Regions from separate parts of the Homo sapiens genome. Here region 2 is linked to region 1. Evidence: read pairs that join two places in POLR2A ChIA-PET (ENCODE). Cell type or tissue: CD4-positive, alpha-beta T cell. All regions are shown on one strand. Links, peaks and the distances in the headings refer to the core of each region. The heading gives the core; the rest is flanking DNA. Region 1 overlaps LOC105371501 (a long non-coding RNA gene). Region 2 overlaps CAMTA2 (calmodulin binding transcription activator 2).

Region 1 (10,418 bases), core at 5,419-10,418:
GATCTCTGCATTTATTGAGCACACTGGAGTTACACTCAGTCTAATGGAAGAGGTGGACATGTAAAATCAAAGTTATCTGAAGTAAAGTACTTAATATAATGCTCTGCATGCTCAGAGCACTACAGGCACGCGCCACCTTGCCTGACTAATTTTTGTATTTTTTTGTAGAGACCGGGTTTCACCATGTTGCCCAGGCTGGTACAGACTGTAGTTAAGAGTATATATATCCGTAGGCTGGGAGCCGCGGCTCACGCCTGTAACCCCAACACTTTGGGAAGCCAAGGCAGGTGGATCACTTGAGCTCAGGAGTTTGAGACCAGCGTGGGTAACATGGCAAAACTCCATCTCTACTAAAAATACAAAAATTAGCCGGGCATGGTGGTACCCACCTGTAATCCCAGCTACTCAGAAGGCTGAGGCACGAGAATTGCTTGAACTCGGGAGGCAGAGGTTGCAGTGACCCGAGATCATGCCACTGCACTCCAGCCTCGGAGACAGAGTGAGGCTAAAAAAAAAAGTATATATATATTAAATATTATATTTGTTATGTATATATAACAAATTTGTGAACCTGAACAAGAAACTGACAGCAGTAAAAGAAACACAGACCAGGCTGGGCGCAGTGGCTCACGCCTGTAATCCCAGCACTTTTGGATGCCGAGGGGGACAGATCACCTGAGGTCAGGAGTTAAAGATCAGCCTGACCAACATGGAGAAATCCCATCTCTACTAAAAATACAAAATTAGCCGGGCGTGGTGGTGCATGCCTGTAATCCCAGCTACTCGGGAGGCTGAGGCAGGAGAATCACTTGAACCCGGGAGGCAGAGGTTGTGGTGAGCCAAGATCACACCATTGCACTCCAGCCTGGTCAACAAGAGCAAAACTCCAAAAAAAGAAAGAAAGAGGCCAAGTGCGGTGGCTCACACCTATAATCCCAGCACTTTGGGAGGCCGAGGCAGGCGGATCACGAGGTCAGGAGATCAAGACCATCCCGGCTAACACGGTGAAACCCCGTCTATACTAAAAATGCAAAAAAATTAGCCAGGCATGGTGGCGGGTGCCTGTAGTCCCAGCTACTCAGGAGGCTGAGGCAGGAGAATCACTTGAACCCGGAAGCAGAGGTTGCAGTGAGCCGGGATCGTGCCATTGCATTCCAGCCTGGGTGACAAAAGCGAAACTCTGTCTCAAAAATTAAAAAAAAAAAAAAAAAAAAAAAAAGGAAAAGAAAAGAAATGAAAAAGAAAGTGAAGGGGAGAAAAGCATCTGTAAAAGCCCAAGGGTGGTAGGATGAGAGCTCGTTTCCCTGTGCACCTGGGGATGCACACTCCCCTGGAGGACCAGGGAGGCGCCCTCGTCCTCTTAGGGCCACTCTAGGTGAGGAGAAGGAACCGTCTATTGTCCTAGAAAGGCCGATCCTCTCTAGGCTTCCAAATCGATGGTGAGCTGGAAGAGTGGTGATGCGGCTCATCTTCAGAGCGCTTTCTTGTGCTGTCGTTGTCCTCCAGAGAAGAGGTTGGGGGCTGTGCAAGATGGGACAATGACCACCCAGGGTAGGCCCATGTCATAGTATGGCAGTGCCGAGGCCTTAAAAATCTATGGTTTTTTGTTTTTTTTTTTGAGGTGGAGTTTCGCTCTTGTTGCCCAGGCTGGAGTGCAGTGGCGCGATCTTGGCTCACCGCAACCTCCACTTCCCGGGGGTTCTAGCAATTCTCCTGCCTCAGCCTCCTGAGTAGCTGGGATTACAGGCATGCACCACCATGCCCGGCTAATTTTGTATTTTTAGTAGAGACGGGGTTTCTTCATGTTGGTCAAGCTGTTCTCGAACTCCCGACCTCAGGTGATCTGCCCGCCTCGGCCTCCCAAAGTGCTGGGATTACAGGCGTGAGCCACCACACCCAGCCAAATGCTGAGTTCTTATCATGAGTGATGATGATGAGTTATGGCTATTTCGAGCTGCTAGAGGCCTGCCTTTTTTTTTTTTTTTTTTTTTTTTTTTTATTGTAATGCAGGACGGGAAATGCAACAAACAGCCTCCATGTTCTTGCTGTCTGGGGATGGTATGAGACGTATTCCTTCCTCAGGGCCTTTGCATATCCTATTCTCTCTTCCTAGAATGCTCTTCCTCCAGAGCCCTTATGTCTCTTTCACCTCTTTTATACTCTACCCAAAAGTCTGCCATCCTATCTAATAGTTCAGTGTCCTACCTCCCTCCAGTCACACACTTTATAGCCCCCTTTCTCACTTTATATTTTCTAAACAGTTGTCTTTGTTTTGTTTTGTTTTTGTTTTTGTTGTTTTTGTTTGAGACGGAGTCTCGCTCTGTCACCCGCACGGGAGTGGCTGCTCCTGCATCCTCCACCTCCTGGATTCAAGCGATTCTTCTGCCTCAGCCTCTCAAGTAGCTGGGAATACAGGTATGTGCCACCACATCCAGCTAATTTTTGTATTTTTAGTAGAGACAGAGTTTTGCCATGTTGGCCACGCTGGTTTCGAACTCCTGACCTCAGGTGATCCACCTGCCTCAGCCTCCCAAAGTGCTGGGATTAAGACATAAGCCACCACGCCCGGCCCGTACTACATATTTTATTTACTTTTTAAATTATTGTTTTGTTTTCTCCTCTGATTGTATAATTCACGAGGGCAGGGATTATTGTTAGGTTTTTTTTTTCACTGCTCTGTCCCCAGAGCCTAGACCCACACTATCTAGGTACATACAAATATAGAGAATGAGGGCCTACAGTGGAACACAGGACTGTGAAGTAGGTCCTGGGAAAGATACAAAGAGGTGTGAGATGTTACCCTTGCCTAAGAGGAGTTACAGATGAGGTGAAGTCAGTACACTTAGGGGCACCCACCTCAAATGAAAAGTGAAATCTGGCCGGGTGCAGCAGCTCATACCTGTAATCCCAGAACTTTGGGAGGCCAAGGCAGATGGATCACCTGAGGTCAGGAGTTCGAGACCAGCCTGAGCAACATGGTGAAGCCCCGTCTCTACTAAAAAAAAAAAAAAAAAAAAAAAAAAAAAATTAGCCAGGTGTGGTGGTGCATGCCTATAATCCCAGCTACTTGGGAGGCTGAGGCATGAGAATTGCTTGAACAGGAGGCGGAGGTTGCAGTAAGCCAAGATCGTGCCACTGCACTCCAGCCTGGGCAAGAGGGAGACTGTCTCAAACAAAAAAAAAAAAAAGAAAAGAAAAGTATTCTCAGGTGCCAAGCCGAGTGTACCAAATGCAAATGCTGTAAGAGGAAAGAAATCAGTGTGGGCTGAGCAAATGGGAGCTCCAGAATATCTGTTGAATGAACAAGCTGTTAGGACTTGCTGGCTGTAACTATAATCAAATAAAAGAAGCAAGGAGTCAAAAAGGACACGGTTTGAGCCGGGATGACTGGAAAGTCAGGGTACTACTGGCAGGTGAGAAAGTTGGGTTGGGCAGGGCATATTAGGTTTCAGGCATATTAACATAACTTCTGCTGGGCGTGGTGGCTCACGCCTGTAATCCCAGCACTTTGGGAGGCCAAGGCAGGCAGATCACCTGAGGTTGGGAGTTCCAGACCAGCCTGACCAAAAATGGAGAAACCTCGTCTCTACTAAAAATACAAAATTAGCCGGGCATGGTGGCAGGCGCCTGTAATCCCAGCTACTCGGGAGGCTGAGGCAGGAGAATCACTTGAACCTAGGAGGCAGAGGTTGTGGTGAGCCGAGATCACGCCATTGCACTCCAGCCTGGGCAACAAGAGTGAAACTCCATCTCAAAAAACAAACAAACAAACAAACAAAAACATAGCTTCTGTGTCTCTGGCTCTTGGCCCCACTCATCAGTGTAGACCCACAAATCCAGACAAAGTACTCACCAGCTATTTGTGCAAACCCCTAAAGGATGTCTTACATGTCCCAGTGAACGAGTCTGGTCATCTGTGGACTGACACCAGCCATTTTCTGCACTTCTTTATTCTCAGGACTCCTTCCGCTGAGTATCAGTTTGTCCTAGCTCCTGGCAACAAATAAATGTCAGGTATTCTTCCTCTGTTCCAAACCTTTCAAAGCTGTAGAGAAGCTGTTATTATAGAGTTATAAAATATTAATGCCACAAGAAACTTAAAAATCAGCCAGTCCAAGCCCCTCATTTAGCAGTTGCCCAAAATGAGGCACAAAAATCCGGAGACCTCCTCGTGGCTTGGTGTAGTGTCCAAGCTGAGATCTGACCAGCACTTTGGGAGGTCATGGCAGGAGGATCACTTGAGCCAGGAGTTCCAGATCAGTCTGTGCAACATGGCAAAACCCTGTCTCTACAAAAATTAGCTGGTTGGCTGGGTGCAGTGGCTCACACCTGTAATCCCAGCACTTTGGGAGGCTGAGGTGGGCGGATCACCTGAGGTCAGAAGTTTGAGATCAGCCTGGCCAACATGGTGAAACCCCATCTCTACTAAAAATACAAAAACTAGCCAGGCATGGTGGCACATGCCTATAGTCCCAGCTACTCGGGAGGCTGAGGCAGGAGAATCCCTTGAACCTGGGAGGAAGAGGTTGCAGTGAGTTGAGATCGTACCATTGGATTCCAGCCTGGGCAACAGAGTGAGATCCTTCTAAACAAAAAAATAGCTAGATATGGTAATGCAACGCCTGTAGTCCCAGCTACTTGGGAGGCTGAGGTGGGAGGATTGCCTGAGCCTGGGAGGTCGAGGCTGTGTTGACTAATGATCACGCCACCGTACTCCAACCTGGGCAACAAGAGCGAGACTCAGTCTCAAAAAAAAAAAAAAAAAAAAAAAAAATCTGTAGTCCTGTTGCCCTTTATTCACTTGGCTTATAGGTGTTATTTTGTCTTTCATTTTCTTTTCTTTTTTTCTTTTTTTTTTTTTTTTTTTTTGAGACGGAGTCTCGCTCTTGTTGCCCAGGCCAGAGTGCAGTGGCGTGATCTCAGCTCACTGCAGCTTCTGCCTCCCTGATTCAAGCGATTCTCCTGCCTCAGCCTCCCGAGTAGCTGGGGTTACAGGCGCCCACCACCACGCCCGGCTAATTTTTGTATTTTTAGTAGAGACAGGGTTTCACCATGTTGGCCAGGATGGTCCCGAAGTCCTGACCTCAGGTAAGCGACCCGCCTCGGCCTCCCAAAGTGCTGGGATTACAGGCCTGAGCCACGGTGCCTGGCCTATCTTTCATTTTCAAAGCTTGTTTTTGAGTGGTGGCATGGGGCACACCCCTGTACTGCTAATGCAAAGGAATATTAGAATCACCATTTGTGAAAGAAACTTGGCAGTCTGTTACAAGAGCCTCAGCTATGTCATACAGTTTCACCCAATAATTCTATTTCAAGAGACTTATCCAGGAAAAAAAAAAAAAAAAAGACCAAAATAAGAAAAGCTTTGTAATGAGCCCTTGTTGCTTTTACCTACCCAGTGCCTCTGTTCCTCTTCTGGTAACTGAATTCCTCCTTCATCTACCAATTTATAGCAGCAGGGTTTGAGATTCTTTCACTGAATTCCAACCAATCAAATTATCTGAAAAGTATTATTTTTCTTTTTTCAGACAGGGTCTCGCTCTTTCACCCAGGCTGGAGCACGGTGGTGTGACCCCAGTTCACTGAAGCCTCAACCTCCTGGGCTCAAGGGATCCTCCCACCTCAGCCTCCTGAGTAGCTGGGACTATAGGTGCACATCAGCATGCCCAACTAAATTTTATTTTTTGTAGAGATGGGGTTTCGCCATGTTGCTTGGGCTGGTCTCGAACTCCTGGGCTCCTGCGATCCGCCCATCTCAGCCTCCCAGAGTGCTGGGACTACAGGCATGGGCCATTGCACCTGGCCTTTAAAATATTCTTTTCTTTTCAAGTGAGAAATGGTATCCTACTGATGTCTTAATTTGCCTTTCTTTGATATATACAGTCAGGGAGAGCATCTTTTCCACATGTCTATTGGCCATGTGTATTTCCCATGAAATATTTCATACCACCCCCCTCACCATTTTACAATATGATCTTTATCAATGTCACAGTGATAGGATATGTCTCTAACCTGTATCTTTTATTTTCTTTCTTTCCTTTTTTTTTTTTTTGATACGGAGTTTTCCTCTTGTCGTCCAGTCTGGAATGCAATGACATGATCTCGGCTCACCACAATCTCCGCCTCCCGGGTTCAAGCAATTCTCCTGCCTCAGCCTCCCGAGTAGCTGGGATTACAGGCATGTGCCACCATGCCCGGCTAATTTTGTATTTTTAGTAGAGACAGGGTTTCGCCATGTTGGTCAGGCTGGTCTCGAACTCCTGACCTCAGGTGATCCACGCCCCCTTAGCGTCCCAAAGTGCTGGGATTACAGGCACGAACTACTATGCCTGGGATTAACCTGTATCTTTTGACTTATTAACTTGTCTGTGCTTACTGGAGTGGCACTCTGAGCTGAGCCTGGACAGGTGAGACTATTTCTAGAGGTTTGTCTATTCTATATATTTCATATAAACAGGATCATACAATATGTTGGAATTGCATCTTTATGTCTCTTTTCAGTAGTCCAATGGCACAATCTCAAAAACAGTCTAACTTCTGAACTTTTGCATACTGTTTGTTTGTGTTCTTCACATCTGGATTTGGCGTTCCCACGCTGGAATGCTGTTTGGGGGGATGATACGCAATCTTCTCTCAGTCTCCATGGTAATCGCTCTGAACTCACCGCCCAGCTGTAGGGCAGCGCTTGCATGTGATCATGATAAACTGCAATATGCATTCAACTGAAATAGAAAAGCAGCTCAAGGATGCACAGCGAAGCTGTGGTTTTTTTTGTTTTTGTTTTTGTTTTTTTGTTTTTTTTTGAGACGATGTTTTGCTCTTGTCGCCCAGGCTGGAGTGCAATGGCAAGATCTCGGCTCAGTGCAACCTCCGCCTCCCAGGTTCAAGTGATTCCATGCCTCAGCCTCCTGAATAGCTGGGATTACAGATGCCTGCCACCACACCCGGCTAATTTTTGTATTTTTAGTAGAGACGGGTTTTCACTGGTCTCGAACTCCTGACTTCAGGTGATCCACCTGCCTCGGCCTCCCAAAGTGCTGGAATTACAGGTTTGAGCCACCGCATCTGGCCTGCAGTGAAGCTTTCTAAGTCTATCTTTTCCTTTCTCCTTTCCTTCCTCGTGTCCCAAAGGCAGGAATATGCCCCTCCTCTTGAAGTTCCTCTGATTGTCCAGTCCTCCACGGAAAATCTTATTATTTGTTTATCAGACCAGAAGCAAAATAAATGCCCTTGAAAGGTGACAAGCAACAGCGTGAGGAGGACCTCGCTTGCCCAGGCAGCTTCCTCCAATCCCACCCTTGCCCCACACCAGAACAGAGGATAATTTCAGCACCCGTGCCTGGGAAGACACCCAAAATGAGTGTCTGTAGTTTGTCCCCTCTTTGAAAGAATGCAGGGCTTGAGAAGGCTCACTTTCCCTGCAGGCCTCTGTCTGGTGCCAGATGTAGGCTCTGTGAAAAGAAGCACAGCTATAACCGGGAGCCTTAAAATAGTCAAAGTTTCTATAACAGAAATTATTAGTGGTGTAGGGGAGCAAAAACAGGCAAAAGAATAGCTGCTTTGAGCTTCAGGCTTTCATTGTGGTTAATAGACAATTGAAATCAAAGAAACATGTTTACTTCTTTTTTCTTTTCTTTTTTTTTTTTTTGACAGGATGTTGCTCAGACTGGAGTGCAGTGGTGCGATCTGGGCTCACTGAGGCCTCAAACTCCTAGGCTCCAGGCTGGGGTGCTGTGGTGTGAACTCAGCTCACCGCAACCTCCACCTCTGGGCTCAAGCGATTCTCCTGCTTCAGCCTCCTGAGTAGCTGGGACTATAGGTACACACCACCACACCTGGCTAATTTTTTTTTTTTTTTTTTTTGAGACAGAGTCTTCCTCTGTCACCAGTCTGGAGTGCAGTGGCATGATCTTAGCTCACTGTAACCTCCGCCTCCTGGGTTCAAGCCATTCTCCTGGCTCAGCATCCCGAGTAGCTGGGATTACAGGCGCCCACCACCACACCCAACTAATTTTTGTATTTTTAGTAGAGACAGGGTTTCACCATGTTGGTCAGGATGGTCTTGGTCTCCTGACCTCGTGATCTGCCCACGTCGGCCTCCCAAAGTGCTGGGATTACAGGTGTGAGCCACCGCTCCTGGCATTTTTTTTCTGTAGAGATGGGGTTTTGCCATGTTGCCCAGGCTGGCCTCGAACTCCTGGGCTCAAAGCAATCCTCCCTCCCCGGCCTCCCAAAGTTCTTGGATTACAGCATGAGCCACCATGCCTGGTGGAAATCCATGTGGAACATGTTTGTTTTCCCTCCACTGGGTTGTAGCCCAGCTTTCACTCCACTATTTGTGTTATTTCTCCACCTCCCACTTCAGCACCTCAGTCTCTTTCATCCTAAGAAAATCCACCTCACCCTGTGGAATTAAAAACATTTAAACCAGCCAGGCACGGTGGCTCACGCCTGTAATCCCAGCACTTTGGGAGGCCGAGGCAGGTGGATCACCTGAGGTCAGGAGTTCAAGACCAGCCTGACCAACATGGTGAAACCCCGTCTCTACTAAAAATACAAAAATTAGCTGGGCATGGTGGTGGGCGCCTGTAATCCCAGCTACTCGGGAGGCTGAAGCAGGAGAATCGCTTGACCCCAGGAGGCGGAGGTTGCAGTGAGCCGAAATCGCACCATTGCACTCCAGCCTGGATGACAAGAGCAAGACTCCATTTAAAAACAAAACAAAACAAAAAACAAAACAAAAAAAAACCCTTTAAACCAAAGAATTTGGATGCAGATTGAAATGGTTAGAAAATGTGGCCGGGCATGGTGGCTCACGCCTGTAATCCGAGCACTTTGGGAGGCGGAGGCAGGTGGATCACCTGAGGTCAGGAGTTCAAGACCATCCTGGCCAACATGGTAAAACCCCGTCTCTACTAAAAATACAAACATTAGCAGGTGTGGTGGTGTGCGCCTGTAATCCCAGTTACTTGGGAGGCTGAGGCAGGAGAATTGCTTGAACCCAGGAGGCCGAGGTTGCAGTGAGCAGAGATCGCGCCATTGCACTCCAGCCTGGGGAACAAGAGTAAGACAACATCTCAGAAAAAAAAAAAAAGAAGAAGAAGAAAAGAAATGGTTAGAGAATGCAAGGCCCTGGGTTAGTCATTAGCCTTTGTTTTTCAGAAGGACAAGAAATAAGGTGGGGAAATTTTTACATACCAGTGGCCATAAAATTTAAGTTAAATCTTGACTTATTCTGTATCTTGGCCCGCTAAAACTGGGTTTCAGTTTGTTTTGATTTTCTATAAGGGGCAAGGAGCTTTTCCTTCCTCCTAGAAAGGTCATTTTCATAACTGTGAGAATTGTCACTTTGCAACCTTGAAACCTTGAGTCTGATCATGTTTATTACTAGAACCTACATCTGTTTGAGGGTTTGTTGTGGAAAACTGTCTTTGTTCCAGGAAGTCGTAAACCACATTGATCCTAAGATGCTGACTTCACTCCTGGACCGAATAGTTATTAACCCCAGTGGCATTACTATTCTAGCTCTAATTAACTCTACCAATATGAAAACATCTGAGGGTTCTCTGAAAATCAGGAAGCTATCTAAAGGCATTCCTTCTTGTAAAACACACACACACACACACACACACACACACACCCCACATCAATTAATAAGTAAATCTAGGCTGGGTGCCATGGCTCATGGCTGTAATCCTAGCACTTTGGGAGGCCAAGACAGGATTGCTTGAGCCCAGGAGTTCGAAACAAGCCTGGGCAACATAGAGAGACCTTGTCTCTACAAATACTTTAAAAATTAGCCAGGAGTGGTGACACATGCCTGTGGTCCCAGCTACTTGGAAGGCTGAGGCAGGAGGATCACTTGAGCCCAGGAGGTCGAGGCTGTAGTGAGCCGTGGTTGTGCCACTGCACTCCAACCTGGGTGACAGAGCGAGACCCTGTCTCAAAAGTAAATCTACACTCTACTTTATTTTATTTTATTTTATTTTATTTATTTATTTTAGACAGAGTCTTGCTCTGTTGCCCAGGCTGGAGTGCAGTGGCGCAATCTCTGCTCACTGCAACCTCCGCCTCCCAGGTTCACACCATTCTCCCGCCTCAGCCTCCCGATTAGCTGGGACTACAGGCGCCCGCCACCAGGCCCGGCTAGTTTTTTTTGTATTTTTAGTAGAGACAGGGTTTCACCGTGTCAGCCAGGATGGTCTCGATCTCCTGACCTCGTGATCCACCCGCCTCGGCCTCCCAAAGTGCTGGCATTACAGGTGTGAGCCACCGCGCCTGGCCAATCTACACTCTAAACTGCAGACCCAAACCAAGTAATCCACACAAATATCTAGGACAAGAAAAGCTCCCTGGGAGGGTTTCACCACTTATCAGTAGATCGGTCAGAGCAGATTTGGAGGTCGAGGAAGAAGCCC
Region 2 (15,344 bases), core at 2,850-7,849, 69 kb after region 1:
TGAGTGGGGGGTCTTTCCGTGTCTGTCAACACTCCTAAGTGCAGAGCACCATTCTAAGCTCTTTGGGGATCCTAGGAGAGGTATAAAAACATGGATCTTGGCCGGGCATGGTGGCTCATGCCTGTAATCCCAGCACTTTGGGAGGCTGAGGCGGGTGGATCATCTGAGGTCAGGAGTTCAAGACCAGCCTGGCAAACATGGTGGAACCCCGTCTCTACTAAAAATACAAAAAGCAGCCAGGCGTGGTGATGTACGCCTGTAATCCCAGCTACTCGAGAGGCTGAGGCGGGAGAATTACTTGAGCCAGGGAGGCGGAGGCTGCAGTGAGCTGAGATCACGCCACTGCACTCCAGCCTGGGTGACAGAGTGAGACTCCGTCTCAAAAACAAAAACAAAAAGACATGGATCTTGAAGGAGCCCTCTTTTCTGTGGCATAGCCACCTGGGTAAAAACAAAAGCTACTGCCAGTAAAGTATTCCTTACATACTGGGCACCGTGCTAAACATTTGGCCTGCCTTGTCTCATTTAATCCTCTAACGGTTCTATAGAGCAAGCCCTGTTATTGCTCCTATGTTATTGATGAGGAAACTGATTTACCTCATAGTTTATCTAACTTACTCCAGGGCCTTTTTTTTTGAGACGGAGTCTCGCTCTTGTTGCCCAGGCTGGAGTACAATGGCGCGATCTTGGCTCACTGCAACCCCCGCCTCCTGGATTCAAGTGATTCCCCTGCCTCAGCCTCCCAAGTAGCTGGGATTACAGGCATGTGCCTCCACGCCCGGCTAATTTTTGTTTGTTTTTTTTTTGAGATGGAGTCTCGCTCTGTCGCCCAGGCTGGAGTGCAGTGGCGCGATCTCGGCTCACTGCAAGCTCTGCCTCCCAGGTTTACGCCATTCTCCTGCCTCAGCCTCCGGAGTAGCTGGGACTACAGGCACGCCACCACACCTGGCTAATTTTTGTATTTTTAGTAGAGATGGGGTTTCACTATGTTGGCCAGGCTGGTCTCGAACTCTAGACCTAGTGATCCGCCCATCTCGGCCTCCTACAGTGCTAGGATTACAGGCATGAGCCACCACGCCCGGCTGGAACCTTTGTTATTAACCACCACTGATACTGGCTCTTTCTGGAGGAGGCACAGTCCTTGTGTTACACATTTTCTGTATTCTGCATACTTACTGCCTTGTATGTAGTTGGTTGTTGATATTTATCAATTTGATGTCAGAAGAGGACTGTCAGTAAAACGATGCGTGTATGTGTGTATGTGTGATTGTTGTAAGTGCTATAGAGCGTTTAGGAAGGTCCAGTGTGGTCAGCAGGGCTTCATGGAGCATCTGAAAAGGGGTTTGGTTTATAGAATGGCTATGATTTCCAGATATGGAGAGGTGTGCACATGGTACCTGCCTTGTAGGGCACTAACATGCAGGAGGTAACTATTCAAAGCATGTTCAGGAAGGAATCAATGGATCCATCTGGCAGGAATTGTAGGAGCAATATGGGTAAATAGTGGGAACAGTGAAAGTTTGATCCCTTGTTGGGAAGAACCTTGGAGTCAGGCTAAAGAATCTGAAACTCCTGCCAGGCACAGTGGCTCACGCCTGTAATCCCAGCACTTTGGGAGGCTGAGGCGGGTGGATCACGAGGTCGGGAGATCAAGACCATCCTAGCTAACACAGTGAAACCCCGTCTCTACTAAAAATACAAAAAATTAGCCGGGCGTGGTCGTGGGCGCCTGTAGTCCCAGCTACTCAGGAGGCTGAGGCAGGAGAATGGCATGAACCCAGGAGGAAGAGCTTGCAGTGAGCCGAGATGGCGCCACTGCACTCCAGCCTGGGTGACAGAGCGAGACTCTGTCTCAAAAAAATAAATAAATAAATAAATAATCTGAAATTCCTGGCAGTGTCAAACCACTGAAATTTTTTGAGTCAGGAAGGGGCACAGAGGCCAGGAGTGGTGGCTCATGCCTGTAATCCCAGCACTTTGAGAGGCTGAGGTAGGCGGATCACCAGAGGTCAGGAGTTCAAGACCAGCATGGCCAACATGGTGAAACCCCGTTTCTACTAAAAATACAAAAATTAGCTGGGCACGGTGGCAAGTGCCTGTAATCGCAGCTACTCTGGAGGCTGAGGTAAGAGAATTGCTTGATCCTGGGGGGCGGAGGTTGCAGTGAGCTGAGATCATGCCATTGCACTCCAGCCTGGGTGACAGAGTAAGATTCTGCCTCAAAAGAAAAAAAAAAAAGTCTGGGCACGGTGGCTCACGCCTGTAATCCCAGCACTTTGGGAGGCCAAGGCGGGTGGATCACCTGAGGTCAGGAGTTCGAGACCAGCCTTACCAACATGGTGAAATCCTGTCTCTACTAAAAAAAATACAAAATTACCCGGGCATGGTGGCGCATGCCTGTAATCCCAGCTACCCGGGAGGCTGAGGCAGGAGAATTGCTTGAACCCGGGAGGCAGAGGTTGCAGTGAGCTGAGATCGCGCCATTGCACTCCAGCCTGGGCAACAAGAGTGAAACTCCATCTCAAAAGAAAAAAAAAGGGGCACAGGAATGAGATTTTTGGAGAGTAAAATAATTCACAAAAAAATGTTAGACTTTTGTCTTAGGACAAAAGAAGGGTTCTTAGGAGGGCAGTGGGTCTTGCTGGGTCCAGATACCTAGAAGCATCCTCCACTAGCTGCCAGAACTCAGCAGAGAGTGAGACACTGACAGGATGACCAAGAGGCCAGGCTGAGACTCTCTGTGAAGGAGATGCCCAGCTGAGTGCCTCCTCTCCTACAGGAGATTGCATCCTACCTGATCACCTTTGAGAAGCATGATGAGTGGCTGTCTTGTGCCCCAAAGACAAGGTGAGAAAGTTTGAGAACATGGGGGAGTGGCAGGGGTCCTGGGTTCTGTTCACAGAACTCCAGGGCAACCCTTCCCTTCCCAGGCCTCAGAATGGCTCCATCATCCTCTACAATCGCAAGAAGGTGAAATATCGGAAGGATGGTTACCTCTGGAAGAAGCGGAAGGATGGGAAGACCACCCGAGAGGACCACATGAAGCTGAAGGTCCAGGGCATGGAGGTAAGAGAGTCAGATATTCAGCTCATCTTCCCGAGCCTGCCCTCCTCCACCCTTAGCTGGGCTCTAGCCCGACCTGGGCTTGGTGGCATTGTCCACCTCAGTCCCCTCCCAGTTACTCTTCCCTTCTCACTCACTTTGGGTCGGCTGACATTGCTTTGGCCACTCTCCACTTCCCATTTCCCTCCGTGACTCAACTATCCAGGCCGTAGGCCATGCCTCCCTTCCAGAACACTGATGCCCAGGCCCCTCACTGCTCTTGTGTTTCCCTCAGGGATCCCAGCAATGATGCTCTCAGCACAGGTTTCTCTTCCCCAAATCATTGCCCCTCATCTCAGATGCATTCTTGCTCTGCCCTCTGGTTTCTAGATAGTCCCGTATCTCAAATCTGGTCCTCACTATAAGGCCCCAGCCCCACTGCTCATCTATGACTCAGGGTGGCTGGGATTCAAAAGGGGTGGGGAATAGGTGGGGGCGAGGGTGGGGGAAGGGTTGAAGAGGAACTGGTGGAAAGATTGGGATTCCTGCAAAGGGACTGAACAGAGGAAGAGTTGGGGAGCAGACTAGCCCTCCCCCCACCCCAGCCTGTCTCCTGGCAGTGTCTCTATGGCTGCTACGTTCACTCTTCCATCGTCCCCACATTCCATCGGCGCTGCTACTGGCTGCTCCAGGTAAGGACGGAAGAGCCCAGGGAGCCACCCTCTTCCTGACTCTTTGAGGGACACGGGTCTGAAAGAAGGAAGTGAAAGGATGGCTGAGTTCTGAGTGAGGAAAGGAGCCTGGGAAGAAGAGAAAGGGGCTTGGGGATGGAGAGAGTCAGAAATTGGGGGCGAGGTTAGGAGGGTGCCCAGGAAGAAAGTGAGGATTAGGAAGCCAAGCCCCTGGACCTCAGGACCCCATGGCTCTGTGTGTCCCCTTATACTCTCAGAACCCTGACATCGTCCTTGTGCACTACCTGAACGTCCCAGCCCTGGAGGACTGTGGAAAGGGCTGCAGCCCCATCTTTTGTTCCATCAGCAGCGACCGTCGAGAGTGGCTGAAGTGGTCCCGGGAGGAGTTGTTGGGACAGCTGAAGCCCATGTGTAAGGCAGCAGGGTGGGGATAGAGCTCCAAGGGGAGAGTAGAAACAGGGCTCCCAGAGGGGCCATGGTTCTGGACCCAAAGCCTGAGGGCTGATCATCTCCCTCCAAGCTGGGAGGGTGCTAGGATTCCCGGTGTGTTCTCAGGTATTAGAATACGGAGAAAGGACTAAAGCAACATATCTGAGCAGTCTTGAGGCTGCTGGCCTCTGTTCACCTGGCCAGAAGTCTTGAAGCATGTCAGGTGCTTGGAGGAGCCATCAAGGTACTCTGGGGCCTGTTTCGTGGGGATCCCACAGCACTTCCCCCTAACTTCTCTAGTTCATGGCATCAAGTGGAGCTGCGGGAATGGAACAGAAGAGTTCTCTGTAGAACACCTGGTGCAGCAGATTTTGGACACCCACCCAACCAAGCCTGCTCCCCGAACCCACGCCTGTCTCTGCAGTGGGGGGCTTGGTAAGTTACTCCCTGACCTTTTGGCTGTCTTCCCACCTAGCCACACTGCTCTTACGCAAGCCAGGGGGATATCCATCTTGATGGGATTTGCATGCTGATTTGCAAGTCTTTTGCATGTCCCAGAAAGATGGGCCAGATGAACAGACGTTCCCATCTGGGTGCACACTGGCTCGGAATCAGCCTTGCACTCAGCTGTCATGGCAGCCTCTGCCCTTCCTGTCTTCTACCTTCAGCAATTCCTGTCCCCTCAGCACCACCAGTGACACCCAGCCTTAGCCTTCCTCCTAGTTGGCACCCCCTTGGTTCTGTTCTTTTGTCCTTTTCCTATGCCTTTAACTTTTGCTTTTAGCTACTCTCCCAAGCCCTCAGTTCTCTGGAGCGTTCCTCTGGTCCTGCTTGTTTTGAGGGGAAATGGAGAGGGGGAGGGGGAATAAAGGGTAGGGGTAGAGAACAGACATTTCTGATGCCTCCCAGTGGCTACAATCAGTATTACACCTCTGGTTTATAGGGACGTCCCAGGAAATACTTTTAAGGGCCTCAAGGTAGAGAAGGTGCGGAATGATGTGTCTTATCTCCTCTCCCTCCTACTCCTCTCCACTCCAGGTTCTGGGAGCCTTACCCACAAATGCAGCAGCACGAAACACCGCATCATCTCTCCCAAAGTGGAGCCCCGAGCTTTAACCCTGACCTCTATCCCCCACGCTCACCCCCCAGAGCCTCCTCCACTGATAGCCCCACTTCCCCCAGAGCTCCCCAAGGCACACACCTCCCCATCTTCTTCCTCTTCTTCCTCCTCATCAGGTTTTGCAGAGCCCCTAGAAATCAGACCTAGCCCTCCCACTTCTCGAGGGGGTTCTTCAAGAGGAGGCACTGCTATCCTCCTCCTGACAGGACTGGAGCAGCGGGCTGGAGGCTTGACGCCCACCAGGCACTTGGCTCCACAGGCTGATCCTAGGCCTTCCATGAGTTTGGCAGTGGTTGTAGGCACTGAGCCTTCTGCCCCACCAGCTCCTCCCAGTCCTGCCTTTGACCCTGATCGTTTTCTCAACAGCCCCCAGAGGGGCCAGACATATGGAGGGGGGCAGGGAGTAAGCCCAGACTTCCCCGAGGCAGAGGCCGCTCATACCCCCTGTTCTGCCCTAGAGCCTGCTGCTGCCCTGGAGCCCCAGGCAGCTGCTCGGGGTCCCCCACCACAGTCAGTAGCAGGTGGGAGAAGAGGAAACTGCTTCTTCATCCAAGATGATGACAGTGGGGAGGAGCTCAAGGGTCACGGGGCTGCCCCACCCATACCTTCACCCCCTCCCTCACCCCCACCCTCACCTGCCCCCTTGGAGCCGTCAAGCAGGGTAGGAAGAGGAGAGGCCTTGTTTGGAGGACCTGTTGGGGCCAGTGAACTGGAGCCCTTCAGTCTTTCATCATTCCCAGACCTTATGGGAGAACTCATCAGTGACGAAGCTCCAAGCATCCCTGCTCCGACCCCCCAGCTGTCTCCTGCTCTTAGCACCATCACAGACTTCTCCCCAGAGTGGTCCTACCCAGAGGTGAGACTCAGGCTTACCTCCTCCCTCCTCCCTCCTATTTGTCTTCTGACTCCCCAAAACAAATTGTATTAACTCTTACCCCGTGGTCTGTGACCTAGTTTCCCTCAGTTTTCATGGCTTCTTAGGCTTCTTAGTCCTCTACCTAATCTCTCTCTTTTTTTTTTTTTTTTTTTTTGAGACAGTTTCGCTCTTGTTGCCCAGGCTGGAGTGCAATGGCACAATCTTGGCTCACTGCAACCTCCGCCTCCCGGGTTCAAACGATTCTCCTGCCTCAGCCTCCTGAGTAGCTGGGATTACAGGTGACCGCCACCACGCCCGGCTAATTTTTGTATTTTTAGTAGAGATGGGGTTTCACCATGTTGGCCAGGATGGTCTCAAACTTCTGACCTCAGGTGATTGCCTGCCTCGGCCTCCCAAAGTGCTGGGATTACAGGTGTGAGCCACCGTGCCCAGCCGCCAATCTCTTTTTTTATGTAGAGTGAAGCTGCTTTCCTGTTTCCAGAGTCCTCAGCAACTTAACCTTTTTTCTGTTCCTCTCCCTTCCATGTGTTAGCATGGTTTCTGGAGTCTCCTAGGACCTCATTCCCTTCCTGACTGTTTTCAGGGGTAGGGAATTGGGGCTGTGCAGCCTGGAGAAGAAAAGAAACATCAGGGATGTGATTGCAGACTTTGAGTAGCTGAAAGACTGTCTTCAGCAGTGGAGAAGTTCTGTTTTATGCTGCCTTTGAGAGGAAAAGGAGGAAGTACAGTGGGGGTGAATTAGCCCAAGAACAGAACTTCCTTCTGGTGACAGCTCTGTGGTAGCTTTGGGGGAGGCCCTGAATTCCCAGCTACTGGCAGATTCAGGTAGAGACCAGGCAACCACTTGGCAGGAATGTTGGGGAGAGATAGACTCACTGACCTCACCCCACTGGGTCCTGTCTATCCCTGGACCCCCAGACTCTAGCACAGGACCTGCCATATAGTAGATACCCTGTAAGGGTCTGAATAAATGAATGAGTGAGGGGATGAACGCCCAACTCCAGTCACATGGTCTCTGACTTCTGTCTGCAGGGTGGGGTCAAGGTGCTCATCACAGGTCCTTGGACCGAAGCCGCCGAGCATTACTCCTGTGTCTTTGATCACATCGCAGTGCCAGCCTCACTTGTCCAGCCTGGTGTCTTACGCTGCTACTGTCCCGGTATGAGGATTGGGAACCGTAGGGGGAGGGACTGACATGTGGGCAGTTAGGACAGATCAGGACCTCCAGGCTTCCAGAAAGCACTGGGAACAAATGGGTTGTTTTGAGAGCACAAGGACTTCATCCAGTCCTGAGGTTGAGCCCCAAGCTCTCCCAGCAGGCAGAAGAGCCCAGACTTAGGTGTCAGAAGATCGAGGTTCTGGTCCAAGAAGTCTACTCCTTAGCTAACCAGTGACCTCAGATGAGTCTGATCCTTCCTGAGGTCCTTGGCCTCCTCTCCTGTAAGGTTAGGCATTGACCAAAGGGATTTCTAATGTCTGTCCAGGCTTTCTGGCTTAGAGCCAGAGTCTCCAACTCCAATCCAGGGGGAATGAGAAAGAAGAAATGTGGGTTTCCTCTAACCAGTCTTGGGACTGAAGGACATTGGCTTTTAGAACTGTGCTGTCCAGTATGGTAGCCATTAGCCACATGTGCCTATTAATTAAAGTTAAAGAATACTTAAAATTCACTTCCCCAGTCTCACTGACCATGTTTCAAGTGTTCAGTAGCCACACATGGCTCGTGTTACCCTATTGGATAGTGACGATATAGAACATTCTTGTCACTGCAGAAATGTTCTATTGGACAGCACTGGTCTAGACTTCATTGCCAAGGTTCATCTCTGCCCTTTTGCCACCAGCTTTGCCCTTACCCTACACTCAAAAATCAGCCTTACTAGGGGACCTCAAGGACCACCAAAGTGACAGGTTGGCAGCTTTGCTGTCTACGAGTGTGTTCTCCCCCAGTCTCTACAGCAGCATCCAGCATGTGTGTAAGGAAAGGGGATGAGACCAGAGAATCTGGGGACTGGGAGAAAAAGTCTCAGCACCTGGTCTTAGGATCAGGGCCTGCTGGTTCCATGCTTATGGCCACTGGACACTGTTCATGAGCGGCTAGCTCCCCTTTCCTCCATCTCAGTAACAGGGTCATAACTTCCAGACTCTGATCCGGGGATCAAGAGGATTTTCCAACATCAAATTGTTCATAACTAGTCTCTTGACCCTCAGTTTCCAAACCTTCTTGCTGAATAACAAATATCTTCAACTACAGGGTCTAGAATCCAAGGGATCTCTGGCCCATAGTACGTATTAAGTTCTCAAACAAATGGACTCCCTTCCCAGTTAGTGCCAAGGCCACTGAAGCCAGGGGCCTCTTGGCCCACAGCAGGGCAGTAGGGGAAATAACTATGGAATAATTGTCTGTGGCTGACACAGGTAGCCAGAGAAGGAGCCAGGGAAAGAGAGCCCTTCTCGCTGATCCTACCCTCTCCAGCCCATGAGGTAGGGCTGGTGTCTTTGCAGGTGGCAGGGCGGGAGGGGCCCCTTTCTGCTTCTGTGCTCTTTGAGTATCGAGCCCGCCGATTCCTGTCTCTGCCTAGTACTCAACTTGACTGGCTGTCACTGGACGGTGAGTACCCAGCCCTCTGAACCCAAGTATCCAGCCCACAGCCTTTAAGCATGACATGCTCCTAGACCACTCAGGGTTCAGGTGGCCATCACTGAGCCCCCACTTTACCATTTTTTTTTTTCAATTCCTATTTCATTAGTGATTTCTAAATGTGGCAGCAAACTTCCCTTACCTCCTCTTCCCCATAAATCTTGGGGTCATTTTTATACCAGTTCTTGACCTGCCTTCTCCATCCCAAAGGGTGGAATCTAGACAAGGAAGGCTAAGAGGCAGGGCAGGGACAGGGTCTAGAGCAATATATAGGTGCTATGCACAAGTTTATGTACTTATTTATTATTTATTTTTCTCTTCTTTTTTGAGACGGAGTCTTGCTCTGTCTCCCAGGCTGAACTGCAGTGGCGCGATCTCAGGTCACTGCAACCTCCACCTCCTGGGTTCAAGCAATCCTCCTGCCTCAGCCTCCCAAGTAGCTGGGATTACAGGTGCCTGCCACCAAGCCTGGCTAATTTTTTGTGATTTTAGTAGAGATGAGGTTTCGCCATGTTGGCCAGGCTGGTCTCAAACTCCTGACCTCAAGCAATCCACCCCGCCTTGGTCTACCAAAGTGTTGGGATTACAGGCGTGAGCCACCACACCCGGCTGTACTTATATATTTAAATTTCTATTGTTTTTCCTTTTCTGATATAAAGACGTGTTCATTAACAGAAATTTGGAAATTACACAAAAGCACAAAATAGAAAATAAAAATTTCTGGCTGGGCGCGGTGGCTCGTGCTTCTAATCCCAGCACTTTGGGAGGCCAAGGCGGGTGGATCACCTGAGGTCAGGAGTTTGAGACCAGCCTGGCAAATATGGTGAAACCCTGTCTCCACTAAAAATACAAAAATTAGCCAGGCGTGGTGGTGGGTGCCTGTAGTCCCAGCTACTCAGGAGGCTGAGACAGGAGAATTGCTTGAACCCGAGAGGCGGAAGTTGCAATGAGCCAAGATTGTGCCACTGCACTCCAGCCTGGGCGACAGAGCGAGACTCCGTCTCAAAAAAAAAGAAAAAAATTTCCTATACTACTACTTCTCAGTGATATCCATTGCTAATAACATGGTGTACTAACACAAACATAGAGGCACATACATACGTGTATCTATGTGTGTGTGTATTTATTTATTTAAATCTGGGAGTTTTTGTTCCTGTTACTGGTTCTCTCTCTTGTGGCCTTGAACATTGTTTCTGTCTGCACCTGCTGCTTTCTGCTTTCTCAAGGTTAGCTTTTCTCTATCTCTTCCTCTTGGTGTCTTTGTTGTTGCCTCTTGGCTTCTCTCAGTTCTGCTGCCATCTGTGTTATCTTAGTCTCCCTCTGTCCTTACTTCTCTCTCTCCGGAGCTCTGGTCCTTAGTTTCGCCTCACTCTTGGAGCTGGACCCCACACAAAGCCCGAGTGTGTTGGGTTGCTTGTCTCTGACTTGAGTCTGCCTACCTTGGGATCTGGCCAGGCCTCTCAGTCCTGTTCTGTCTCTGTCCTGCCCTGTGACTGTTCATCACCTTATTTCTCTGTCCCTGTCTAATCTACGTTTTACCGTCTCTCCTATGAGTCTCTTCCATCCCTCTTCTTTCCATTTCTTCTTGAACCAATATCTTAACTTGCCTGTCTTTTATCGTCCTTTCTTACTGCTTGTTTGGCACTTTTCCCCCAGCCCTCCTTTGTCCTTTCTCTCCTCTCCTTCACTTTATCTTTTTTGCTCTCTCTCCTCCCTTTGTTTTCCTTGGGTTTCTGTTCATCATTCTCTGTCCTCCTATCACCTGTGTACCTTCATCCCCTTCTATCCTGGCATCTCAGAACATCTCCAACCTTCACCGTTTGTGTCTGTTTTCCTACAGCTCTGATCCCCTCCTGCCTCCCCTTCTTGTCCTTGTTTGATCTCAGGAGGGGACAGATATAGCTTGGGGGGATATGTGTGTACGTGCGTATTTGTATATGGGGCGGGGAGGAGGAGGAGGAGAAATGGACATGGCTATATGGCTATCCATCTCTGTCACCTTCCGTCCCCCACCATCGTCTTTGTGGACAGCTGCGGGGGGCTGGGAGGAAGGGGAGGTACTTTTCAAATCACAGTCCCTGAGCTTTTTGGGGCAGTGGTTATTAAAAGGGAGGGACCCTGGAATCCTTCACCTTCACCATGGGGGACAAAGGTAGTGTCTGCTGCAAAAATTGACAGAACATTTTGCCTAGGAAAAGGCTGGGGGGAAGAGTGTGTACGGGTGGGATTTGGGACATCTGGAGGCTGGATGACCATTTGGGAATCCTACTACCTCTGTACCTTGAAGGAAACAGTTTTGGTTCCAGATCTGGGTTCTAGATCAGTGGGTAGTATTAACAGCCCTAGTTTAAGGACTGAGTCCTGGTGGGCTTTATTTAGGTGAAGGGGTAAAGGAGCTGTTGTTTTGGGGAAGATAAAAGAATATGGTTCTGTGTCCTCATCCCCAGATCTTGGGACAGGTCTACTTTTGGTGTTCAGGGCATCACCTAGACTGCCCACTCAGCCTCCCATACCCGTTCCCCCTCAGACAACCAGTTCCGGATGTCCATACTAGAGCGACTGGAGCAGATGGAGAAGCGGATGGCAGAGATCGCAGCAGCTGGGCAGGTGCCTTGCCAGGGTCCTGATGCTCCTCCAGTTCAGGTACTTCTGTGAGGAGGGAGGTGGTCTACGGTGGGGAGCAGGGGGAGGACACAGCTAAAGAAAACATCTAGTGCCCATGACTCTCCTCCCTCTCCTGTCCCCAGCCTCCTCAGCCTGTCTTCCCTCTCCCTGACGTCACCCTGTTCCCATCCCCACCTTGTGGCAAGAGTGGCTATTCTGGGCACCCTCTTGGCATGACGGGCTTCAGACTATTTCTGGTCTGAAGAAGGGTGGAGGTGAAGGAGAGGGCGGGGGAGGGGTCAGGAGCACTGGGGCTCAGATCTCTGTGGGTCCCAAGTTTCTGAAAGAAGAGGGCTAAGGCTCAGAGAAGGCTCTGGCTTCTGAGGGGGAGAAGCCATGTGTGAACATGGCACTAATCTGAGCTGATGGGAAGGCACATGGGCAAGATTGTGTGAGGTCTGGCTGCTGGAGGAAGTGGCTGTGGGAGCAAGAGACACAGGCCACAGAGGAACTTCAACTGATGGGATCCTAGAGTGGGACATGTGGGGAGGGGGCAAAATTAGAAGCTGGGAGGACAGATGTGAGGTGGCCAAGGCCACCTCAAGCCAGGGGAGTAGATACCTGGGTCTCTGCCTAAGAGTGTGTATATCGCAGGATGAAGGCCAGGGGCCTGGGTTCGAAGCACGGGTAGTGGTCTTGGTAGAAAGCATGATCCCACGCTCCACCTGGAAGGGTCCTGAACGTCTGGCCCATGGAAGCCCCTTCCGGGGCATGAGCCTTCTGCACCTGGCTGCTGCCCAGGGCTATGCCCGCCTCATCGAGACCCTGAGCCAGTGGCGGTGAGCAAGGGCAGCTGGGTGAGGGCTGGGCAGCCTCTGGGACAGAAGTGTCAGGGGACTGAAGAGGAATTGGAGGACCTGGGGCCCTACCAAGAGGGAGTTGGGGTCATTGTGGGAAGGGAGGGGGTTGGGAGAGGACTTATATTTTGGGGAACTTTCATATCCTGACTTACAACACTTTGACTTCTTGACCTCCTTAAGCTAGTGTCCTTGACTGCCTCTTCCCACCGGCCCTGTACAGCTTGCCTCCTAGTGCCTTTACTTCTGATGTTCCTGCTTTGCCCACTTTTTCCCTCATTGGGCTCTGCTGTCTCTCTCCCAAACCCTCCAGGAGTGTGGAGACTGGAAGCTTGGACTTAGAGCAGGAGGTTGACCCGCTCAACGTGGATCATTTCTCTTGCACCCCTCTGGTGAGGATGACGGATTCCTGAGCGCATATGGGGCAGGGAGCAATGGGAACAGCCCTTGAAAAGGAAGATCCTGAGGAATGCAGGGAGTGGGGTGGGCTGGGGCCTGAAGACCTGACTACCTGGAGGAAGAGCCCCTGGCCTCACCTCCACCTCCGTCTCCGCCTGTCCCGCCCCCTTCCTCAGATGTGGGCTTGTGCCCTGGGACACCTGGAAGCTGCTGTGCTCCTTTTCCGTTGGAACCGACAGGCACTGAGCATTCCCGACTCTCTGGGCCGTCTGCCATTGTCTGTGGCTCATTCCCGGGGTCATGTGCGCCTTGCCCGCTGCCTTGAGGAACTACAGAGACAGGAGCCTTCGGTGGAGCCCCCATTTGCCCTATCGCCACCCTCCTCCAGCCCAGACACTGGTGAGGGTGGCCCTAATCTTTTGGAGAGAGGGATGTAGGTAGGAGGATAGGCCAGGACAAAGCCAAAGGGTGTGGGAAACGAGTAAGAGAGGAGACAAACCACAGAGGCAGGGATGGGAGATAACAGAAGCAAGAACAGACGGGGACCGAGAACAGGATGGGGAAGGCAGGAGACTTGAGCGAGGGATGGCCGTGGCTCCGGCTGCCCTCACTCTCTTCCCTCCCCACACAGGTCTGAGCAGCGTCTCCTCGCCCTCGGAGCTGTCGGATGGCACCTTTTCCGTCACGTCAGCCTATTCTAGTGCCCCAGATGGCAGTCCCCCCCCTGCACCTCTGCCAGCCTCTGAGATGACTATGGAGGACATGGCCCCAGGCCAGCTTTCCTCTGGTGTCCCAGAAGCCCCCCTACTCCTCATGGACTATGAGGCTACCAACTCCAAGGGGCCCCTCTCCTCCCTTCCTGCCCTCCCACCAGCTTCAGATGATGGGGCTGCTCCAGAGGACGCTGACAGCCCACAGGCTGTGGATGTGATCCCGGTACTGCTTATATTGATGGAGTTATGGGGGCTAGAAGTGGAGTAGGAAGGGTGAGGCCGACTTCCATGAAGCAGAATCAAAGTCTGGCTTCAGTTTAGGAAGGGCCTATTTACTTCATTTTGGGACAGGCAAGGTAGCCTTTTGCTTAGCTCCTTTTAGACCATGTGACTTGGAAGTCATGAGGCAGCGGAGGTTGAAAATTCTGGCTGGTCCCACAATACAGATGTTGGAAAAAAAAAATTTGGCCGGGCTTGGTGGCTTACGCCTGTAATCCCAGCACTTTGGGTGGCCAGGGCGGGTGGATCACTTCAGGCCAGGAGTTTGAGACCAGCCTGGGCAACATGGCGAAACCCCCTCTCTACAAGAAATACAAAAATTAACTGGGCACTGTGGTATGTGCCTGTAATCCCAGCTGTTTGAGAGGCTGAGACACAAGAATCACTTGAACCCAGGAGGCACAGGCTGCAGTGAGCCGAGACTGCACCACTGCACTCCAGCCTGGGTGACAGACTGAGACTGTCTCAAAAAAAAAAAAAAAAAGACAAAATAGTAAGATTTAAAATATAAAAAGCATTAAAAAATATTCTGGCTGGGTGCGGTGGCTCACCCCTGTAATCCCATCACTTTCAGAGAACGAGGTGGGAGGATCACTTGAGAACAGGGGCTTGAGACCAGTCTGGCCAACATAACAAGACCCCATCTCTACACAAAATAATTTTTTAAAAATAGGCATGGTGGCACACACCTGTAGTTGTAGCTACTTGGGAGGCTGAGGTAGGAGAACCCCTTGAGCCCAGGAATATGAGGTTGCAGTGAGCTGACTGTGCCATTGCATTCCAGCCTGGACAAGAGACCCTGTCTCTATAACAAAAATTCTAGGGAATATCTTCAGTTAGAGCTGGTTTGTAGGAGTTAACCGTTGATCTATGTAGGGACAAGGTTCTAGGAGAACCAAGATGACGGAGGGCAGCTGGGAGTTGTGTGGAGAGGTAAGGCTGGCAAGATGAGGGTATTTGGCAGTGATCTGATGCAGGAAGGAGGCTTGCACATGATAAAGCTAAGAAAGTCTTGTGGAATGAAAGTGAATCTTCAAGTATAGCCTTGTACTTCTCTGATAGAGACTGGGGACATACCTGCTTTAGAGAGACTAATGGAGTAAGTGGGTGGCACTTTAAGTACAAAAAACTTAGGGAACTCCACAAGTAGGTTGTGTTGAGTGTGTCCAGCAGGAAGTGCTGGAGTATAGGCTTCAGGGCTGGAGCAAAGGCCAGACTGGAGCCATTCATCCGGGTAGTAGTTGGCAAGTGTTGGAATGGTTCTTGGAGAGTTGAAAGGGAGCTGGGGGTGGGCACAGCCAAGCCTATGGGGAGCATGTGCTGGTCAGCTGGCATGGGGCAGGCCCAGGTAGGACAGTGGATGGTTGGCCTGAAAGGGTGTCAAGTCCTCCATTTGTTCAGCTTTGAATCCCCACTTGGAGTATCTCCTTTTTATCCTATATTCTCCATAGCATCTCAGCACAGAGGGACCCCCAAGTGGGAGCCCCATCAGTATAAATGAATGAGTCTGGAACAGTGGCCCAGAAAGACAGGGTTAGCAGCACCTGGCAGGGAGAGAAGGAACAAGATAGGAATGGACTGAGGTTACAGCTGGCAGCTGGGGCCCCTAAGGACTCACTCAGCTTCTCCCTTCTTCCAGGTGGACATGATCTCACTAGCCAAGCAGATCATCGAAGCCACACCGGAGCGGATTAAAC

What was found. Peaks named below come from ENCODE experiments on the same cell type or tissue, not always from the same donor. Only the 100,000 strongest peaks of a DNase experiment are listed, where the experiment ranks them.
Region 2: POLR2A ChIA-PET joins it to region 1 with 7 read pairs; 19 of 35 experiments call an interaction of 5 or more read pairs at or near these places.

What each region holds. Positions count from the first base shown.
Region 1 is chr17:5,046,694-5,057,111 of GRCh38, reverse strand. It overlaps LOC105371501 (a long non-coding RNA gene), which reads right to left. Exons shown (of 4, transcript XR_002958101.2): 4 at 3,730-3,993. Among named protein-coding and RNA genes, the nearest start is that of SLC52A1, 16 kb to the right of the region's middle. RefSeq lists an enhancer at 1,264-1,558. In CD4-positive, alpha-beta T cell, for the core only: no CTCF peak of the experiment used is centred there; a DNase peak (open chromatin) is centred at 7,721; H3K27ac peaks cover 1,309 bases.
Region 2 is chr17:4,970,479-4,985,822 of GRCh38, reverse strand. It overlaps CAMTA2 (calmodulin binding transcription activator 2), which reads left to right. Exons shown (of 23, transcript NM_015099.4): 4 at 2,780-2,847; 5 at 2,931-3,066; 6 at 3,663-3,734; 7 at 3,992-4,145; 8 at 4,464-4,598; 9 at 5,202-6,139; 10 at 7,193-7,319; 11 at 8,631-8,765; 12 at 11,323-11,438; 13 at 12,054-12,238; 14 at 12,570-12,648; 15 at 12,832-13,054; 16 at 13,287-13,591; 17 at 15,287-15,344. It overlaps LOC124903901 (a long non-coding RNA gene), which reads right to left and starts at 12,109. Exons shown (of 2, transcript XR_007065588.1): 1 at 12,021-12,109; 2 at 11,142-11,463. In CD4-positive, alpha-beta T cell, for the core only: CTCF peaks have their summits at 4,873 and 5,076; a DNase peak (open chromatin) is centred at 5,052.